2 separate regions of the Homo sapiens genome follow, and region 2 is linked to region 1. A link is a loop called in an ENCODE intact Hi-C map of the cell type or tissue named here. Cell type or tissue: Calu3. All regions are shown on one strand. Each heading gives the region's core, and the rest is flanking DNA. Links, peaks and the distances in the headings are about the cores only.

Evidence for each region. Hi-C counts contacts between places; a loop is a spot of excess contacts. Peaks named below come from ENCODE experiments on the same cell type or tissue, not always from the same donor. Only the 100,000 strongest peaks of a DNase experiment are listed, where the experiment ranks them.
Region 2: a loop joins it to region 1, with 2.7 times the contacts of the local background. A loop is called at or near these places in 7 of 110 quality-filtered maps.

The regions. Positions count from the first base shown.
Region 1 is chr12:89,955,836-89,963,533 of GRCh38, forward strand. All of the region lies in intron 6 of LOC105369890 (a long non-coding RNA gene), which reads left to right. Among named protein-coding and RNA genes, the nearest start is that of LINC02399, 12 kb to the left of the region's middle. RefSeq lists an enhancer at 4,396-4,625. In Calu3, for the core only: no CTCF peak of the experiment used is centred there; DNase peaks (open chromatin) are centred at 4,516 and 5,006.
Region 2 is chr12:89,758,188-89,765,885 of GRCh38, forward strand. All of the region lies in intron 2 of LOC107984543 (a long non-coding RNA gene), which reads left to right. Among named protein-coding and RNA genes, the nearest start is that of ATP2B1-AS1, 53 kb to the left of the region's middle. In Calu3, for the core only: no CTCF peak of the experiment used is centred there; no DNase peak of the experiment used is centred there.

The DNA.
Region 1 (7,698 bases), core at 1,833-6,832:
GAACGGCCCATTATATACATTCTGGAGTTATTTGCTAAATTATCTTTCCAGGACAGATTGCCCCCAAAAAGATGAGGTGAGTCTATCAGGCACAGCTATTAATGTATAAAACCACTTTTTTTTTCTCCTGAAGTTCAGAGACCAACTATAGAAACACTACTTTGTATGGTTCTTTTTCTTTTAAACTGATAATATCAGAAACCAACTATAGAAACATTACTTTGTATGGTTCTGTTTCTTTTAAACTGATAATATCACACAATTTGGCAGAGATTTCTGTGTTTTTCGCAAGGGTGAATAATATTGTGATAAATAATTTTATACTATGTTATATTTTCAGGTATTTGTAGTCCCTGGAACTTGGAACATGTATACCTAGATAATATGTATCAAGGTGTACCTCATTTTAAAAATAAAACCTTTCATTGTGAAAAATTTTAAACTTATATAAAAGTTGGTAGAATTGTATAATTGACTGCCATTACTTATCACCTGGGGTCAACAATTATCCACGCATAGACAATAAATTTTCATCTAATTCCCTATCTACTTCACCTCCCATATTATTTTGAAGCAAGTCCTGGACATGATATGATTTTATTCATAAAATAAAGTATTAAGTATGTATCTTTAAAAGATAAAGGCTTGTTGTTATTATAATCACAATACCATCATCAAAGCCAGAAATTAAAATAATTCCTTAATATCATAAAATATTCATATCCAGTAAGTGTTCAAGTTTTCGATTATATTATCAATGCCATAATTTATTTTATGATTCTTTTTCTAAAAATTAAAATGGAAGCCAAAGCCACACAGTGTGATTGGTTGATATGTCTTTTAAATGTTTACTAAATTGTAGATTCTCTCTCCATCCTTTTTACCCCTTCTGGTTTCTTTGTAGAACAAACTGGGTTATTTGTCTTGCAATGTTTCCCACAGTCTTGATTGTGCTGATTGTATGCCTGCAGAGTATATTAACAAGTTTCTACATCTTTCGTATAACAAGCATTACATCTTTCTTGCAAGTTGGTAGTTGCATATATGAGCTTGATTAAATTCAGGTTAGATACTTTTTTTTGATGTGACTACTTCATAGTGATGCTATGAACTTCCTTCCTTCCTCTCCTCTCCTCTCCTCTCCTCTCCTCCTTCCCTTTTCCTTTCCCTTTCTTTCCCTTTCCTTTTCTTTCTACTTTCCAAAACAAGGTCTCTCTCTGTTGCCTAGACTGGAATGCAATGGTGCAATCATAGCTCACTGTAGCCTTGAACTCCTGAACTCAAGGGATCCTCTTGCCCCTGTCTCCTGAGTAACTGGGATTACAGGTTCTCACCACCACACTAAGCTAATTTTTAATTTTTTAATATAGACACGATCTTGCTACGTTGTCCAGGCTGGTCTTGAACTCCTGGCCTCAAGTGATCCCCTGCCACTGCCTCCCAAAGTGCTGGGATTACTGGCATGAACCACTGCACCTGGCCTGATTCTGTGCTTTTTCTATCATCAGGCATGAGATGTTTAGTTGACTCTCTTTTGGTGATCTCAGCAGCTACTGATGTTCAATTAATGAACCATTAATTCACTACAATTTGCAAAATTGTGATATTCTAATTCTATGATTTCTTCTTCACTTATTACCTGAAACATTTTTATAAGTGAAATTTTCCTTATTGATTATATAGTAATTCAATTCACATATGGAATCCTGGATAAAGGCTTGATTTTTTTTTTATTTTTTGCCTTTTTTTACCCAGTGGTCACCAAGTATATGTTTTTGTAAGTATAATTATGCCCCATGAATTCAAACATATTTTTTGTTAAACTTTTTGCCTTTTGTAAAATTATTAACGCTCAAATTGTCCCAGTTTTTGTGAAATGGAACAGGAGTTTCTTCAAGTTGACTCTTGCATCCTGCTGATATGAACCTTGTAGTATATGATAGTTTCCTTGCTATCCGGTTTGACAAGATGCTGCAGACTCATCTTGTATATTTTCTATCCCAGTCCTTTTAGTTTTTCGAGAATGGTATTAGAAATTATAATCCAGACATAGGAATGCTAATGGATCTATGTATATCATGTATGTATGTATGTGTATGCATTTATGTATATATACATATACACATAATATACATATTTTAAGAAATATATCTTTTAAAAAGATAAGCTATATTATGATTCCTACTGACACTTCCAGTTCAAATTTAGGCGCACAAGTTTTTTAAATTTAACTTCTTCTATCTTTCACTTATGTCTTCTTTTTTTTTTGGTTCCTGAGAATCCTGGTTCTCAAGGTTGTCAGAAACAATTAAATTAAAATATTGCACATACTACACAATTTTCTCTGCTCTCCCTTTTTCACTGAAGAATGTGTCTTTCTCTAGGTGGTTCATTTTATTTGTTTCTTCTATTTTTAAAGTATATATTTTTGGTATTAATAAAGGCTTGCTCTTTTGTTTTAATTTTTATGCTAACATTAAAAAAATTACCCATTCCTGTTCTGCCCCTGCCTTTGTTGTCTATTGAGTCCATTCTATGAGATATATTGATATTAGCTAGTATTCTGCATCAATTTAATCAGTATTAAAATAATTGGATTTATTTTAGTAACTATAAGATAATCATCAAGATTATTCTACTTTTCTGATAGCGTCCCCATTCTGCCATTTTTATAGTTGTAATATAGGTATATTGTCACAGCAAATATAATTATATACTATATATATATTTCTTACAAACTTCATTTTGTCATAAGATTGTGAATATATATGGTATTTTGTCTTCTCCTGTTTGGATTTTGGAATTCAGAGGATATCTTGTCATCTGATTTTGTTGTATATGTTTTGGGATCTTAATTGCTTTTTATTTTGAAGAAAGATTTATTTAGGGGGCTTCAAAAACTATACCATTACCACCACCTTCTCAGAATTCTCAAAATTGCATGAGTGTTGAGTGGTTTTCTCTTAACTCTTTATTTTATATAAGCTGCATTATTTTTAGTGCATGCTTTTGCAGGATGTGTTGTTCTGGGGAATGTATATGCGGTATTTTATCAGAAATACCTATTGTGGCAGCATCTCATAAACAGACTTAAACGGAGCATTTTGAAAGAGACATCATTATAAAGCACGTTAAGCACTTATGATTGAATAAGTATTATTTCTGTGTTGTTTCAATTTGCATCCTCAGAGAATGACATACTCCTTGGGTACATAAACATAAATATGTAATTAGAAATAAGGAGAAAGAGGAGGAAGAAGAGAAGGGGAAGGAGAAAGAGAAAATATAATATTTTCTCTTATAATATAAAGAACAAACTTTAAACTTTGTTCTGATAATTTATCAGTTCTTAGTAGAGCAATAATGTACTGGGTTTAGTATCATTAGTAGTAATAATGAGATTTCTTGCTTTAAGCAAATCCCTTATTTTAGAAGAAAAGTAAAATGTTAACTCTTAGGAATTATTATGCAATAACAAAGAGCAGTAAAATTTTATAGTGGTTGGACCAACTCCAGTGGCTTTCTGGTTTGTGAAAAGTTCAGTAAAAATTGAATAAATGGCTCACATAATGGGAAGTTTAAGTAATAAAATGGGGGGTAGGGTGGGGAGATGAGGCTTTCCCCCTTCCCTGCCGTGTACATAGTAGAGTTGCTGGTGATTTTTGCCTTAGGTTATAGTACTGTGCTCATTATAGGCATAGACAGATTATCATAATTATAAAAGTGCAAGTTTGGTGTAAAAAATAAAAAAAATACATGATGGTAGAGCCTCCGGGCTTAAAAAAAAAAACTTGGGATATCTTATTAAACGTATTGTTTTCCAACTAGTCTCATCTTTGCTCCCTTGGTGCTTAGAAAGAAAACTCCAAGTAGAATAATGATAACTACCATATGTTGGTTCTTACCATAAAGCTAAGAGCTAAGCAGTCTACATATAGGTGTCTCATTTGGTCTTCCCAACAGCACGATGAAAGACATATGTGAGGAAAGTAATGTACAGAGATGTTAGATGACTTGTTTAAGGTCACAGAGATGGTGAATTGTGGAGCCTGGGTTTGAATCTAGGTTAGTCTGACTCCTGAACTGCATTCTATGCCAGTGTATGAAAGAGTCTTCAGAAAACCACATAGTTTAATGTGAGAAAGTGAAGCTTTAAAAGAGATTCTAGTCCTTTCCAAGCTAAGTTTAATTTAGGGAGGCAGGGAGTGTGTACACTGTGCAGAAAATACAGTTCTTACCTGAGGGTATCACAGTCCCCATTCAGTTGACATTCAGCAGAAGATCAACTCAGTTGTTTGGCTATCTCAGTTCAGCAAGCTCTTCTAAGCCAGAGGTTGGAACATAAAAATGATTGAGACATCTCTCCGCCCTTGTGTCCAGTGGAGGGGCAGGTTACATAAATAGATGTTTGTGAAAATCAAAGTAGAAGCTCAGTCCTAGAGAACTCTGAGGATAGCCTGTGAGCTGCAAGTCTGAGGAAGCCGAAAGGAGAATGGTGAGTAATGGGAGTTTCCCTAGGGGTGACCAGCTTGTCTGGTTTGCCTGGGACTTCCCCAGTTTTAGTACTAAAAGTCCCACATCCTAGGTGATCCCTTAGTCCCTGGCAAACTGAAATGGTTGACCACATAAGTTTCTGCTGGTTTGGAGAATTGCTAATTTCCATTAGGGAACTGGGGGATTCCTAGTCAGTCCTTGTTGAGAAATTAATATTCATGAGCATCACCCTAAAAATGATAACCTAATCTTCTATGAGAAATATTTTGGTTAAGCAAGCTTGATTTGCTACTGTTTTCAATTGGGAGTTCAATAAATTTGCTTTGTTTTCTTGTGTGGTAGGAATCCATGTTGTCATCAGGGATCTTGCAAACTCAAGTGTGAAGACAGAGGCAATCCTGCATGGGTCCCATCAAGATAATGGGCACACAAACTGCTTGTGAGGGAGCAGACTGTTTAATGAATAAGGAATTAGGTTACACAGGCACCATGTTCAAAAGTCAGCTGGCAGAGTTTCAACAACCTCGTCATCACTAGAACAGTCCTGGGTGTGCAATCCTATAATGCCTGGGCAGGGTGACCAGGTTTAATGTACTCTTTTACAGCTCATGGGTATGGGGCTTATCACATGCTTCAGCAAGAGCACCCTTTTATTATTTTGAAACTTATAGTGTCACCTTAACGTTTTATGACAAGCCTTGTCCATCACATCACCACTATAAAAATGTCAATAACTTAGAGAGTTGCTTTTTCAAATATTTTGTCACATAATTAAAATTTTATTCTTCTTTTCACTTTTCCTTTTTTCCTCCCTTGAGAGCCCTTCTTTATTTTTCTTTTTTTCTTTCTTTTTTCTTTTCTTTTTTCTACCTCTCTGTCTTCCTTTCTCTTTTTCTTTCCCTTTCTCCCTCCATCTATCCTCTCCACTTTCTTTTATCCTTTCTTCCTTTTTGAAGGAAGAGGGGATTTTGATTCTCTTCAGATGCAACTCTCCTTCCCTGTCACATGCATCTTCTCAAAAACTTAAGCTAGGAGGGTGACTTGCTGAGACCTTAACTAGAGTTTTGTTTTCATTTCCGTACCAAGAAGTCTCCCTGAGTATCTTGCATCAAAGGAGGTAGATGAAAAGGGAGTTATTGGCCAAAAGAAATGGCATGCATCCTTCTTGCTCTTCTAAAGAATGTACAGGTCTTCGATGTTCTATGGCCTGGGTACATCCTGAGGGGCCCTTAAGTTCTAATATTGGTGATGAGAAATAGCATGATCTCTTTTGTGTTGGAATGAAAGAGAGGAGCTGGATTCTGAGGAGAATTGAAAGTTTTTGTCAATTTTGTTTTTTTGTTGTTATTGAAAAGAGGGGGAGGGGTTGGGGAGAGAAGGGAAAGACGGGCAGAGCTCGGGTAGTGGGACACTTCTAATACTTGAGTCCTATCCCTAAGTTAATTCTGATATCGTCAGTAGTTTCAGAGTTTCTAGGATCACTGACTCCAGAAAAGGGCTGCATCGAAGGTCCTCTTATGAATGCCTAGAGCAACTTGATTAGAAAATCCATCTTTATACCCCTTCTTGGAGACCTATTAGTAGTTCTGGCTGTCCCAACATAACAGCAGAATCCTACTCTGATCTGGGTTTCTGGAAGCCCCCTGTGAACCATCATACCCTGGATGACAAACTCCAGTAGCACTGGGGAGAGAGCACTTAATGACAAGTAGACCCCCGAAGGGCTATAGAAGGAGCTTGTTTATCTTAAATATGGGTGGGATGGGGGGGAAATGGGGCACTTTTGTACACCTTGAGAGATCTGTGGGCAGAAGAGACAGGCTACCTCTGTTACACACTAAGAACTGACAAGAATGAGACAATAAAACACTCCGTTACACACTAAAAACTCATAAGAATGAGCCTTTACACATATTGTCTGTGTTAGGAGTATATGGGAGACTGGCACCTACTAATGGAAAGGAAGAGTGGAAATTCTAGCTCTGTTGTCTTCCAGTAGCCATTTACCTGCCCTGTAAAGGTGGCTCTCAACTCAAGACTCAAGAGTCTCTGTTCTTGAGGTTCTTTTTGTTTGTTTGTTTTTGTTTTTTAATTTGTGATGTGATCTCTTTGAGTTTCTTAGTGTGATTCTTCTGTTTTGTAATTTAGGAAGCTGCTACACTTCTGGGGATGATAAATATTATTTAAATTAAAAATTACATTCAATTTTAAACTGACTTTTTAGAAAAATTCCATTTAAACCTCCCACCTCATATATAAGGATAGTTCCCACACTTGGGACCTGAACTTCCAATTGAATTCAGATGACTGAATGTATCCTGCAAATAATGCACAGAGCTTATGAGAAAAAGTCCAAACTCTCTCTGCCATGGGCGTGAACCGTTGAACCATGATACCTCATTACCTTCACACTCTGGTTACTGTTGGAAAAATTAGACTGCCTAACCAGTTTAACCAGACAGGCCTCCAGGAAGTGACCCTTTCTCCTCCCCTCTTACCCACTTAAAACCATAGATTCTTGATTACTTTTAAAGGAAGAAAATCAGTTCCTTGCCAAAGGATTTTATGACTGTGTTAACTAGTCAATAAACGAAGTGACTATGAAAAAGAACTTTTCCACCCCTCTACTGGAGAACAATGGAATCACCAATCATCATACAATAGTGATTTTACACTCACAATTTCAATTCTGCCAACAGCGGAGAATTTCTCCTTTGCCATAGGAACATGATTAAATTTTACTTAATTTCTCTGTAGGATGCCTGAGAAAAATACCACCTTGAATGAAGGAACATTTAAAATAAGCACTTTGAATAAATAGAATGTCTTTTTATAGGATCAAATATGTCCCATTTTGGAAAATAGCTAGGCACAAAATATTGGGTAGCTCTATCATTGAAATTTTGGTTTAGGAATGAAAAAAAAAGCATAGACAGTAGGGAAAAAGAAAAAAAAATTATTCCCCCCTTGCTGAAAATTTTACTGTGGGCAAAACTCCCATGTTTTTGATGGTAGTAAGACTCCAGTCTTGGGGCTTGGCTTGAAAAGTATGAAAAATAACCATAAAATAAAATATATTAGAATTAGAAATAATGGGAACATAGTGACTATGATTTAAGTCTTAAGTCCAAGTCTTGGGGCAAGAATATTTACTTTACTGAGCTGTGGTATAAGAAATACTAGCTCTCCCTGCTCCCCGCCAAA
Region 2 (7,698 bases), core at 1,795-6,794, 200 kb before region 1:
GCTCCACATCATTAATCAGAAGAAATGTAAACCAAAACCACAATGAGATATCATCTCACACTAGTCAGAATGGCTATTATTAAAAAGTCAAAAAACAATAGATGCCAGTGAGGCTGCAGAGAAAAGAGAACACTTATACACTGTTGGTGGGAATGTAAATTAGTTCAGCCACTGTAGAAAGGAGTTTGGAGATTTCTCAAAGAACTTAAAAAAGAACTACCACTTGACCCAGCAATCCTATTACTGGGTATATATCCAAAAGAAAATAAATTGTTCTACCAAAAATACACATGGAGTTGTATGTTTATCATAGCACTATTTATAATAGCAAAGTCATAGAATCAACCTAGGTGCCCATCAGTGGTGGACTGGATAAAACACTATGTGTGTGTGTGTGTGTGTGTATATATATATGTATATATATGTATATATAAATACGTATATGTGTATATATATATGTATATATATGTATATATAAATACGTATATATGTATATATGTATATAGAAATACGTATGTATGTGTGTGTATATATGAATATGTGTGTGTGTGTGTATATATATATATATATATATTTTCAAGATGAAGCCTCGTACTGTTACCCGGGCTGGAGTGCAGTGGCACAATCTTGGCTCACTGCAACCTCTGCCTCCTGGGTTCAAGAGATTCTCCTGCCTCAGCCTCCCAAGTAGCTAGGATTACAGATGCCCGTCACCACACCCAGCTAATTTTTTGTATTTTTAGTAGAGATGGGATTTCACCATGTTGGCCAGGCTGGTCTCGAACTCCTTACGTCGTGATTTGCCCACCTTGGCTCCCAAAGTGCTGGGATTACAGGCATGAGCCACCACACCCAGCCAGAAAATATTACATATATATATGTACATATATATACACACACACACACATACACACACACGTATATATGTATATATGCCATATATGTATACCCACACATACCATGGAATACTATGCAACCACAAAAATAACTAAATCATGTCCTTTATAGCAATATGGATGCAGCTACAGGCCATTATCCTAAACAAATTCATGCAGAAACAGAAAACCATAAATGAGAAAGCCTATTCTCATTTATAAGTGCGAGCTAAACATTGGGTCCACATGGACATAAAGATGGCAACAATGGACACTGGGGACTACTCCGGGGGTGGAAGTTTGAAAACTTAACTACTTACTACCTGAGTGATGGGGTGAATTGTACCCCAAACCTCAGCATCACACAATTTACCCATGTAACAAACCTGCACACATACTCCCTGAATCTAAAATTAAAGTTGAAATTTGCTTACAAAATGATTAAGGATATTCTCCTAAAAAACACATCTTTTCGTACCTAAAAAAACACATCTTTTCGTACCTAAAAAAACTAATAATAATAATCCAAACCATCACCTAATATAACCTCTATATTTAAATTTCCATAACTGTCACCAAATGTCACTTATAGCTGTATTGTTTTTCTTTGTAGCAACCAGTCTAGGATTATGTATAGCATTTGAGTTTGAGATCTTTCATCTCTTTTTACAGAATAGTTTCCCACTCTTTTTTTTTTTTTTTTTTTGCTTTTCATGCTATTATTTTTTTCTGAAGAGTCTAGGTCACTTGTAATAAAAAGTGTTCCAAATTTTGTATTTGTTTAATTGTTTTCTCATAGTTAGATTTAGGTTAAAGTATTTCTGGCAGAAAGAGTACACAGGTGAATGACAGGTTGCTCCATTGTCGGTGATACTGAGTTTAGTCACTTGATTAGGATAGTTACTGCCAGACTTCTTCATTGTAAAGGTAAACTTTCTACTTTTTAATTGATAAGCTATCTGTGGAGCAATACTTTGAGTTCAAGGTTTTAGCATCCGTTGATGATCCTTGACTGAATTAATTACTACACTGGAGAGTACAGAATTCTCGTTTTCTCCCTATACTGCCTGTAGACTAGGAATCTTCTGCTCCTAAAGCTGTACTTCTAGTGTTCTGAAACCAGTGTGCTCCACTGTGGATACCACCATGCAGTGGTAGAAGGAGCAAGAGGTGAGTCATGGAATCAGATAGCAGATAAAATGGCAGATCAGGTACTAGAGATGCTGGGCATGGCATATTATTGAGAAGCAAAAGAGCTAGTTTGGTGATACTAAAGTTTCAATTCTGTATTTTTTGGGTGGTCACACTTTGTATTTTCCATTCGTTAGCTAACTTTCCTTTCAAAATAGTGTTTTTGGGGGGGAAGGGAAAATAATTAAACACATTTGATATAAATCTATTTTTAATCCCTTTATTATAGTTTTCTGTTCTCTTTGCATTTTTCCTCTTGTTTTCTCTTCTCTTCTTTTCTCTCTTTAGAGCCCTTTCTTCTTTTTAAAATATCTGCTCAAAATTTAACTATGAATTTTCTGTTTTCTCAATTTACCTCTTCCAATTGATCAGACTGTAATTTTTCTTCTAGTTGATTGGTGCTTTTCGCTCTTCTAGGTAGGATGAGGGCTTCAGAAATTATATGGCAACTTTTAATTCTCACATGTGATGCCCTAGGCTCAACTCTTCATGTAATAAAACACCTTATTTTAGAAAATATTCATTTAAAAAGATATTACAACATATTCTCAAACAAACTTTGATGAGTTTAGTTGTCTCAGCACTACTCTGGCTATTTTAAAGTACATTATTTTGTTAACCACACCCTTTCACCTTTTATAAAGCTGAAAAATAGGAAGCGTTTTTTTCTTTTCATTTTTTGTCTTGGTAGTTTGTAACCACATTTTTTGCACTGTGGTTTCATGTAAGCGGTTGTTGATAATCAACTGATGAGTGTTGTTATGTACAAAAGTCATGCTTTTGAGGCATGGAAGTGAGTGAAAGAACATTTGAGACAATGTATATTTAACTCTACAAATAACATGTTTCTATGGTATGGAAGACAAATGATTTTCTCTAATTTTTCACCTGTCCAACAAACAGCACTTTGGTTGTTCAAAGATTATTGTCATGATTCACTTTGTAGTTTAAAATAAAGATTAGATATTTTTTGTCTTAGTGCAATTTAATTACTTATTAAAAAAAATCCCAGGAGGCTTTAGCAATTCCCTCCTGAATAATTTACAACTCAAAATGATAATAGTAATACTATAGTATATGACATTGTTTTAAATTAAAAGATGTAAGTTAATCGATTGATATGATTTTAAATTCAATTCTCTGAACGAAAATTAAGAATTAAGCTCACACATAAGGATTGGAGAAGGCCTTCTGTGGTGGCAGTTGTTAATGTCTTTCAGTGCTTTGGAAGAAAATTGCGGAAGGAGACTTTGGCTATGCCTCAGGGATGTCCTTGACACTGCACCTGCCACGTGATTTTTCCAGACAAGGAAGGCTATTTTCCTCAAAATGTGAATTTAATCCCTATGTAAACCTTCTGAGGCTAGAAATTCAGTCACATTATATAGTATAAATGATATTTTAGAAGAATATGTTGTTTGAAGAAGATCAGTTTTGAGCCTGTTTAATATTAACAAAGAATTTCCTAAACTTAGTTGCCCCTGGAAATTATCCTTTGTACTGAAAAACCCCCAAAACACAAAACATGTTAAAACAAAACAAAACAAAACAGTGGCACTTGTGTTCTATAGAATTCACTTTGGAAATTGAAATTTAGTGACTTTATTTTGGAAGTTAAAGTCTATACCAGATAGTTTTTGAAAGCACCTTCAATCCTATAACAATAAAATTCCAGTATAACATGTTAGCAAGATCTTGTGTTCAACATTGTGTTATAATATACTATAGATACAATTTCTCTGTAAGAAAAAAAATGTTGTTTACTAACGTAAATGCAGTTTTAAGGGGAATTAAAATGAGTTTTCGTTACATGATATTTTATTGGATGACTAAAAATGAGCTCATTTTAAGTGGAAAGACTGGTTTTATGATTCAGATATTTTTATTATAATTTAAAAAAGCATTTTCTTATAGTTTCTTTGAAATTAAAAAACAAGAAAACGTCAAAACCTGCCATTGAAGATTTTCTGGTGTCCTAGTGGCACTTTTCAGATGAAACTTTGAGAAACATTATTGTGATTTTTTAAAATAATAAAATGCTAACATGGTGCTATTGTATAGTCAAAATGTATAAGCAGTTAAATGTTACAGAATAGTTGAAAATATGTAAGACATTTATTTCATTGTTCCTTAGAAATTTTTTTTCATCAACCCTTGTTTCCTGAGCTAAACCAACCGAGGGACAAAAATAAGATTACAATGACAGAAAGTAGGAATTGTCTGTTTTCCTATTCCTTCTTCTTAAGCAGTACAGTCCTCATATATTCCTCTTAAATAGTTCTGGACATCCCTAGAACGTGGTCTCACAAAGATCAGGAACTAGTCCTTTTCACTTCTATGTGGGTTGATTCATTTTCTTCCTTTTCAGGTCATTATGGTGATGACACCAAAAGTGGCAATTACAAAGCCACCAGTGTTAAAGCTACTAACGTCATCCTCTTTAGGTTGCTTGATGTTGTTGCTGTTGGTCAATGTGGATAAGTAACAGCTGCCTCATCCTGCTATTGCTAAAGTTACCTACAGTGACAATGAAGTTGATCAGCACTCTCAATGACCCACTGAGATTTTGGTGGATAAAGTTGCTTCTTCTTTTTCGATTTGACCCATCACAGTATACAGGACTCATGGGGCTTAGCTGGAGGAAAATTATTAGTGACCGCTATTATCTGATTGGCCTTTGATTTTCTTTGCCCTCAGGATGAATTCTTTTCCTGTAGACTTATCACCTTTCAAATAAATAATAGCCTAGAATTCCTGTCCTACAAGTTCTTCAAGTATGTCCAGACATAAATATTTGCCAAATATATTAAGAAATATCTAGCAAACTTGGGAGGACTACTTATATTCAGCACAGAACAATTGAAAAGGAGAAACTAACTGACTCTGTAATACCAATAAAGTAAGTTTGTGTCATTAGACTCCAAAATTATAATGGTCTTTATCTAATCTCCAAAATTCTTATTGACATTGTTTCCTTTATTCTTAACATTCCTAATGTCTCTGGATCACTTTTCATTTCTGTTGATTCGAATATTTATTTATTCAAAATCATCTTGGGTGTTATAGCTCTAGATTTGGTGGAATAAATTTCTGTAATAATTTTTAGCAATATGAAGCATTCCTTGAAATCCAGTGTTTCTATGGAACCTCTTAAGTGAATACAGTGGGGAACATATTTTTGAAGATTAATTGTAAGAGATGTCACAATTGTTAGTACTCTTGTTTAGAAGTTACAGAGTCCTGGCTGGGTGCAGTGGCTCATGCATGTATTCCCAGCACTTTGGGAGGCTGAGGCAGGTGGATTGCTTGAGCCCAGGCATTCACTACCAGCCTAAGCAACATGGTGAAACCCCATCTTGACCAAAAAAAAAAATGCAAAAATTAGCCAGGCATGGTGACATGCACCTGTAGTCCCAACTACTTGGGAGGCTGAGGTGTGAGGATCACCTGAGCCCAGGGAGGTTGAGGCTGTAGTGAGCTGTGATTGTGCCACTGCGTTACAGCCTGGGTGGCAGAGTAGGGCCCTGTCTCAAAACAAACAAACAAACAACCCCAAAACCAAAAACCAAAAAACCCTACACACACAAAGTTACAGAGCCCTATAAAATGAAAGGAAACCTTGGAAAGGGCAGGTGGGTTTGAGGCTGGGCCACAGACCTATTTGGAACCAGGAACTCAAATTATGCCATCATGAATGCATTGCTGCTGCTATTTCTCTGTGTGTTAGAAAACGTGTTTGCCAACAGCACTTGAATTTTGTGTATGACCACTTTAGCCATCCGGACTCTCTCAGTTCTATTTCTAAAAATCCCCAGAAAGGACTCTTATTATCCAGCTTGTGAAGCCTTAGATCTGTTACGGGTTGAATTACGTCCCCCTAAAAGATGCTAATGTTCTAACCCCAAGCACCTGTGAATGTGATCTTTCTTACAAATTGGGTCTTTGCCAGTGATCCCATTACTGAGTATATACCCAAAGGATTATAAATCATGCTAATATAAAGACACACGCACACATATGTTTATTGCGGCACTATTCACAATAGCAAAGACTTGGAACCAACCCAAAAGTCCACCAATGGTAGACTTGATTAAGAAAATGTGGCACATATACACCATGGAATACTATGCAGCCATAAAAAAGGATGAGTTCATGTCCTTTGCAGGGACATGGATGAAGCTGGCAACCATCATTCTCAGCAAACTATCACAAGGACAGAAAACCAAACACCGCATGTTCTCACTCATAGGTGGGAACTGAACAATGAGAACACTCGGACACAGGGCAGGGAACATCACACACCAGGGCCTTTCAGAGGATGGGGGGCTGGGGGAGGGATAGCATTAGGAGAAATTCCTAATGTAAATGACGAGTTGATGGGTGCAGCAAACCAACATGGCACATGTATACCTATGTAACAAACCTGCACGTTGTGCACATATACTTGAAGTATAATTTAAAAAGAAAAAAAAGAATTTGGGTCTTTGAGCTGAACAGTGAGAACACATGCACACAGGGAGGGGAACAACACACACTGGGGCCTGTCGTGGTGGGGAGCAGGTGGTGAGGGAGAGCATCAGGATAAATAGCTAATGCATGGGGGGCTTAATACCTAGGTGATGGGTTGATAGGTGCAGCAAACCACCATAGCACAAGTTTACCTATGTAACAAACCTGTACATCCTGCACATGTATCCCAGAAACATAAAATAATAAAATAAAATATCAAAAAAAAGAAATTGGGTCTTTGTAGATTATCAAGTTAAGATGGTTCATTAGAGTGGTTCCTAATCCAATAAAACTATGAGTTTGTAAAAAAGGACAATTTGGATACAGATATAGACAGGTATACAGGGAGAGCACCATGTGAACGTGAAGGTGGAGATTGGATGAAACTTCTACAAGGCAAAGAGTGCCGAAGTTGTCAGCAAACCACTAAAAACTAGGAGAGAGACATGAAACAGATTCTCCCTCAAAGCACTCAGAGGGAACTAACCTTGCTGACACCTTCCTTTAGCCGCTAGAAACTGTGAGACCCAAATTTCTATTTAAACCATTCAGCTTTTGAGACTTTGTTGCAATGACCCTAGCAAATGAATACAGAACCACTTAATAGTGGCTTGAGGGGTGGGATTATCAGTACCACGGGAACCACATAGATGGGTGAAAGTTGATTCTCAGAAATTGGTTCTGGGAAGACAATCTCATAGATTTTCACTACAGATCCCCCAAGACAATTTGTTTTGACTTGAAACTCAACTATGGACATTTTCTTTTGAATAAATTAGCTTGCTTAGGAATTGGGTGAATAATTAAAAATAATCTAAAAATTAATTTGTGGATATTTTCTGATTGGCATTATCTGTCTCAGCACACAAGTTGCCATAATGGTGGGGAAAGCAACAAGTAACAAGCCTGCTTTGCTCTAGAGCAGATTGATATATGTAGATAAGTGGAATTTATGTGAAAGAACCAATAATGTTTGAGAGTCTGCTGATAAAAGATGACATTGAGTAAAATGATGGATTCCTGTCTTAAAGGGTAACTTTTCTTATTATTTTCTTAGGCTGTATTGTAGTTGTTATTTATAATACGCTCCAGTTGAGGCATCATCTTGTAATTATTGCTCCCT